Linked DNA regions of Homo sapiens: region 2 is linked to region 1. The links are chromatin contacts, found by Hi-C or POLR2A ChIA-PET in ENCODE. All regions are on one chromosome and are shown on one strand. The core of a region is the stretch at or near the end of the contact, and the rest is flanking DNA. Distances in the headings are between cores, read along the strand shown.

Region 1 (3,121 bases), core at 115-2,614:
CAGACCCCCTCCCTCAGCGAGCCCCAAGGAAGCGTGGGGTCCGACCGCCGCCATCCTGGGACTGAGTTTGGAGGCCTCAGTGCTTGGCTGGCAAGAGCAGCCACCTGGGGACACGGTGATTAATTCAGCATCAGAATGCAAGCGTGGGAGTTTCCAGGAACACTGAGGTTCAGGTCTGGGGGCGGAAGAGAAAAGCAGCTCATTCTCAGAAAGCACTGAGAGGCCGGGCCCTGTGGCTCATGCCTGTAATCCCAGTGCTTTGGGAGGCTGAGGCAGGATTGCTTGAGGCCAGAAGTTCAAGACCAGCCTGGGCAACACAGCAAGACCCCGTCTCTAGAGAACATTTAAAAACTAGCTGTGCGCAGTGGTGCATACCTGCAGTCCCAGCTACCCTGGAGGCTGAGGCGGGAGGATGCTTGAGCCCAGGAGTTGTGGGCTACAATGAGCCGTGATGGCTGCACTGCACTCCAGCCTGGGTGACAGAACGAGACCTCGTCTCTAAAGTAAATACATAAAACCTAAAAACAACGGCCGGTTGTGGTGGCTCACACCTATAATTCTAGCACTTTGGGAGGCTGAGGTGGGCAGATCACAAGATGAGGAGTTCGAGACCAGCCTGGCCAACATGGTGAAACCCCGTCTTACTAGAAATAAAAAAATTAGCTGCGTGTGGTGCTGGGCGCCTGTAGTCCCAGCTCCTCAGGAGGCTGAGGCAGGAGAATGGCATGAACCCAGGAGGCGGAGGTTGCAATGAGCCGAGATCTTGCCACTGCACTCCAGCCCGGGCGACAGAGACTCCGCCTCAAAGAAAAAAAACAAGGAGAGCCCTGCAGGCCCCTCCTTAGGCTGGCCTCAGAGGTCTTCAGTGGCCAGAGGGTGTGAGGATCTGCGGGACGTGCCGACTGGGGCAGCCCCCACCACACCCTGGGATGCACCCTGGCTGGGACCAGTCTCCAAATTCCCCTGCATCCGTCTCAGGCTGGAAAACTCTCCAACAAAGTTGCCTCCAGTCACTGGATGGGAAGCGGCCTCTCAGCTGAGCCGGACCCTCTCTCCTTCAGCTGGTGCTGCAGTGACTCCAAGTGACCAGTGACACCAGGTGTGGCAGCTGCGCACAGCCTTTATCGTGCCGCACTCAAGGGCCCCGGGAAGGGAACCCAGGCAGGGCCCAGTGCCATGGTGGTCTCCACTTCGCCGTGGAGAGAACGGCCAGGTGACCCAACCACAGCGAGGCCTTCAGTGTGTTCCTCACTTCCACCTGTGGCGGTCGCTTCTGGCTGTCACCCTGAGCACATCCATGTGGCCTCTTGGAGTGGCCTCTCCACGTGGCCTAGGCTTCCTGGCAACGCAGCCGCCTCAGGGCAGTGTGACTTCCTGATGGTGGTGACTCAGGACAACAAAAGCGAGAGGCCCTGAGAGTCAGGCGGGCACCACAGGGCCTTGCTGAGGCAGCCGGGGACTCCCGCTCCCTCTGCTGACACCATTGGTGGCCAGTGAGTCAGAGGCAGAGGTGCCAGAGACCCCGCCCGAAGGGAGGAGATCTGAGAGCCTGCAGCCACAGGCTCCTCCAGGACTCGAGCACCGGGGCCGCACAGAGAGCCCTTTCTCTCCTGGGCAGGCCAGGCGGGGATCCCCCAGCGCCCTAACCTGCTCTGTGACCACGGCAATGTGGCCTTGGGGATGTGCCCTGCCTCTCTGGGTTCCAGTGCAGGACTCAGGGCTGGCCACCTGAGAAGCATCTCTAGGACATTCCAAAGCCTGGAACAGGGACAGCATTGTGGCCCTGCTCTGGAAGGCTGCGTGGAAGCCAAGAAGTTGTCCTGGCCTGTCCTGGAGGTGCCTTTGCCCTTGCTTCCTGTCCTTGTCCCCAGGGGCTGCACCCATCCTACTGACTCTGCCAGCAGTGCCAGCCTGGTCCCAGGCACCCTGGAGCTGCTCCATCCCCATTGGGGGCCAAGAGCTGCCGGCCCACACCAGAGGCCCCGGCCACACAGGAGCCACGGGACAGCCGGAAGGGAAGCCAGGAGGCCTTGCTTGGGGAGCTGGGCACACGCCTGGCCTCCCCGTGATGCTCCCCTGGACGACACACGCACGCACACATGCACGCCTGTGCATGCACACAGAGCACACATGCACACACACGCACACCTGTGCATGCAGAGCACACGCACACACACACAAACCTGTGCATGCACACAGCATACACGCATGCACGCCTATGCATGCAGAGCACACATGCACACACATGCACGCCTGTGCATGCACACAGCACACATGCACACACCTGTGCATGCACACACACACATACATGCCTCTGCATGCACACAGCACACACGCACACCTGTGCACGCAGAGCACACACGCACACACACGCACGCCTCTGCATGCAGAGAGCACACACACACACATGCACGCCTGTGCATGCACACAGAGCACACACGCACACCACACCACCACACACACACTTCAAAAACCACACACGGGCGACGCCGCAGGCAGAGTGTACCACAGCCCCGCAGCTGCCACCCCTGCCCTCTGGGAGAGTCCGCTTCCGAGCTCACTTCGAGGAGGATCTTTCTGGCGACAGAGCCAGTGCTGTGGGCGGGAAGGCCCCACCTGACCACACCTCCTGCTCTGTGGCACCTGTGTCCCCGCCACCCCCCAGCCCGAGTAAAATCATTTCTCTAGACTCTGCGGCTGGGCCCTGGAAGTCAGGCTCTCCCCGACCTGCCAGGGCAGTGCCTGCTGCGGCGGAGCCTGGACACCAGGTCTCCTGTCTCCATCCATCTCCACTCAAGGACAGGGGTGCAGGTCCCAGAGCTTTTGTCAGGACTCTGCCAGCTTGCAGAGCCGCTGCGGCCACAGGGCTCATGGTCCCAGGCCTGCTCCACCACGGCCCTCGGCAGTGGCCCTGATCCCTGGCTGTGGCCCTGGTGCCCGAGGCTCACACCAGGGCAGGAACGTGCTCTTGGGTGTGGGTGGGGTCCACTCTGACAGGGACCTGGAAGGGCCCTCACAAGTCTGGGATCCAGGCCCTTGTCATTCAGGAGCCCAGGAGGGGTCAGCCAGGTCCCCAGAGGGGAAGGGGACGTGCCTGGGCTGTGAGGTCCACAGCCTCTGG
Region 2 (3,369 bases), core at 870-3,369, 180 kb after region 1:
CCGCACCTCTTCCTGCCAATCAGCCCAGCAACCGGCGACCCCAAGCGCGGCGACCGCAAAGGGAGTGCTTGCCCATCCGCGTTTGAAAGCAGACTTTTTCTCGGCAGGAACACAGGACTCACCTGCCAGTGGCTACCCAGGCAGGGGCTTCCCTGTTCCTCAAGGGGCCGGAGTCCCTCCGTTCTTTGGGGGACCATCTGAGGGAGCACGGGAAGGAGCCATGGATGTGGAGGGCGGCAGAGCCAGGACGTGAGACACGACAGCAGAAAACACTTGGGCACACAAATGCCACACCCCCACACGCACATACGTGCACACATACATGTGCCAGGCACGCACCCCAGCCAGGTGGAGGAGGGTGGGGGTCAAACCAGGCTGCACCGAGCACAGGTGGTGGCTGAGTTCCGGTTGGCCCAGCTCCAGGCTGTGGGGAGAAGAGAGATGGCGGCATTCTTTCGGACGCTTTTATCCACTATGGGAGCAGGAAGACAGCCAGGGTTATCACAGCACAATTTGAAAAACATACAAATAATTCATGTCAGCATAACGTCATGGTGTTGTCAATAATGAATCCACACTTAAAACCCAGATTGATAGCTTCAAAGGGCAGCCCCCACCCCTGGACAGGTAGGCAGGGCGCAGAGCCAGCCCCTCTTGGTTCTGAGAAGCAAACTCGGAAGCAGTTCAGGTCAGAGGAGTCCAGGGACCGCCCTTGCTGGGAGGAAATGGGTGCAGTGCGGCCCAGCGCAGTGAGCGGGGCCAAGGGTCTAGCAGCACTCGAGTTCTGCCCAAAGACGAGAGAGAGGGTGCCGGCCTACGTGCGCCCGCTGGGAAGAACTGGAAATCCATGTGCTCCCGTTCTGCGAATCCCTTCACCAGGGCGTCGGCCACCGGAGTGGGAAAAAACCTCTCCCGGCGTGAGAGCTGGGGGCAGGCCCAAGGTGCTAGGGGCTCCCGGGAGGACTGGCCATGGCCACCCAGCATCCCTGTGCCTGGCCTGGGCCTCGGTGGCCAGTCCTCCTCGGCTGCAGACCCCAGTGAGGACAGGGACCTCACCACCCACTGCCTGGCTTCTGAGGCAGCAGTGCCCCCATTAAACCTGAGATGAACTTCTCTGGGTCTTTCAGGAAGGAGCCCCGCCCCAGCATCTGGGCTCCCAGGACGAGGGCAGTCACTAAGTGGTGATGTCATGTCACTCATCGGCCTCTTCTGCCTGTGGCCATACAACAGGCCCAGGCCTGTCCCATCCCGAGGGAGGCAGATCCTGGCTGGAGCTGGCGGAGACTTACGGCCACACCCTGCCAAGGTGTGCCCACTGGGACCCGGGCCCAGCCTGTCACGGCGCCTCTCCCTGTGCCATCCGCCAGCCCAGGCTTGATTGAGCTCCATATGAATATTCATACAGCATTCTGCTGGGACCGTCGTTAATATTCTGAGGAAGCGGCAAGAATGCCCGTCCCCATGTCGTGAGCCATGGTCAACGTGCTGCTGACACGATGGTGGCTGTGGATTTTTCGGATGCAATTGTCAGGCCTCCAGGCTCAGGAGGGTGGAGGCAGCACCGCCATCTCCAGGCCCCACCAGCACCCATCCTCTGACCACGGACCTCCCAGGCACCCCACCTGCCCCCTGGCCTTTGCCTACCACCGTGTCCTTACCTGACCCAACCTCGACCAAATGCCCCTCTTCCTCACCGCTCCTGCCCCTGCTTCTCCTCCTCAGCCCTGACCCCTCTGCCCTCCCCGCCCTGCCTCCTGCCCCTGCTTCTCCTCCTCAGCCCTGACCCCTCTCCCCTCCCCGCCCTGCATTTACCCCACGCCCACAGCCCTCACAGGGCGGGGACACCGAGGTTCTCCCATAAATTAACCAAGCCCCTTTACGAAGCCCCTTCCCAAATAGAGCCGGCGCCCTCCTCCCCTGGGCCCGGGTCACCGCTGGGTCAGCGCCTACCGGCTCCCCAGGCCTGCCCCATGCCCTCAGCTAGAGGCAAACCCAAGCTCATGGGCGCAGCGAAGCTGGCAGGAGGGGCCCTGGGGGCTGTGGCTCACCCCTGCATGGCCCTCCTGCTGCCCTGAGAGCCCCTTGGCTCCGGCTGTCCCCATTAGTCGGGTAGGACTCTTGGGCCCCGCCCCACCTGCCCCTTCCAGTCTCCGCCCAGGTCAGGACGGCAGGTGGCCCCAGCAGGGCTGGCCTGAGATGGAGGAACGCGGCCCCGACCCGGGCTATGGGGAGACTCTGGATGTGGCGGTGGATCCGCTGACGGGGCTTTGGGATGTGATTATTTCCTGGGGGCTGACGGTAGCCCAGGAGCACCAAGACCCAGCTCTGCCTTCCGCCTCCCACGGGGCCTCTCCTCTGCAGGAGGCCATACAAGGACTGCACGGAAGGGGAGCGGCCCCGCAGGGAGGGGGCGCCTGGCAGCCCGCCCGCCGCAGCAGCCTGCAACCCCGCCCCCAGGCGCAGTGCGCGCCACAGCAGCCCTGCCAGAGCCCGTGTGACACAGCTGCCGGCATGCCCGGGCACGCTGCCCAGCTGGGCTGGGGGAGGGGCGCCGGGCCAGGAGCCGCTGAATCAGCTGCACCCGGACGGCCCCGCCTGGGCAAGGATGCTGGTGCGGCGGGGCGCTCTCTCTTTTGGGAACCGTCAGGAGGCGCGCCAGGCGGTGGGGTGGGGGGTGTTTCTGGACTGCGGCCTCTGCAGCCTGCTGCATGGGAAGTGCGGCTCACCGGGGCTGGGTGCAGGGCAGCCCCCGCCTCCGAGGGCATGAGCGGAGGCCTGCAGGGAGGGCCTGGGCAGAGAGGGGCCCTTTCCAAAGGAGACCCATAAGGAAGAAGAGAAACGCACTGGCCTCTGCAGATCGAAGCACGTTTGTCTCCCCCAGAAAACGCTGAATCAGCACTCACAGCACTGCCAGGGCCCGCGCCCTCCTCCGATCGCACGCTGGAGGGGACAGGCCCTTCCAAGATCACGGAGCATCAATATCACCATCGACGCAGCGGCACCGGGGGAGTCATGCTCTGGTCTGGAGTGGGGGCCGCGCCTGGCCCTGCCGTCCTTCCTGCTGGGGGCTGTGTTTGGAGCCGGGCACCTTCCCCCTCAGCCCCTGCTGTCCTGTCCTGCCCCCTGCGGAGGGGCGGGAGGTGGAGGACATTCCTGTGTGTGTGCGTTTGGGGTGGTTTTGCCTGTGGAGGCTGCACATGGGGGCTCTGACGGGGCAGCCTTCCGAGGCCACCCTGTGCTGGGGATGGGACAGCACGTGGCCCATCTTGACCGAGCATCTTAGATCTTGAAATCCCCAGCACCACCCCCTTCCAGCCACTGCCTGCCCTCTGCTGGCTCCTCAGCTTGGATTCCACTTTTCAGCAACAG

What was found. A loop is a pair of places that touch in the nucleus more often than their neighbours do. ChIA-PET counts read pairs that join two places held with the same protein, here RNA polymerase II (POLR2A). Pooled maps may share reads with other maps.
Region 2: a loop to region 1 is called in a pooled map, with 2.9 times the contacts of the local background. The contact joins the promoter of LINC02846 here to the enhancer-like site in region 1. A Hi-C loop is called at or near these places in 6 of 50 pooled maps. POLR2A ChIA-PET finds 5 or more read pairs at or near these places in 4 of 52 experiments (B cell, CD8-positive, alpha-beta memory T cell, MCF 10A and 1 more).

Annotation. Positions count from the first base shown.
Region 1 is chr9:135,925,612-135,928,732 of GRCh38, forward strand. No RefSeq gene overlaps it. Among named protein-coding and RNA genes, the nearest start is that of CAMSAP1-DT, 19 kb to the left of the region's middle. RefSeq lists enhancers at 184-263, 1,300-1,349. Within about 2 kb of position 1,365, at least 8 of the 41 ENCODE cell types and tissues checked have a DNase peak (open chromatin) inside an H3K27ac peak, as active enhancers do.
Region 2 is chr9:136,107,317-136,110,685 of GRCh38, forward strand. It overlaps LINC02846 (long intergenic non-protein coding RNA 2846), which reads right to left and starts at 2,120. Exons shown (of 2, transcript NR_189286.1): 1 at 2,049-2,120; 2 at 533-1,503. RefSeq lists enhancers at 770-1,382, 1,994-2,606, 2,235-2,284, 2,607-3,218, 2,795-2,904 and 2 more and a silencer at 2,315-2,504.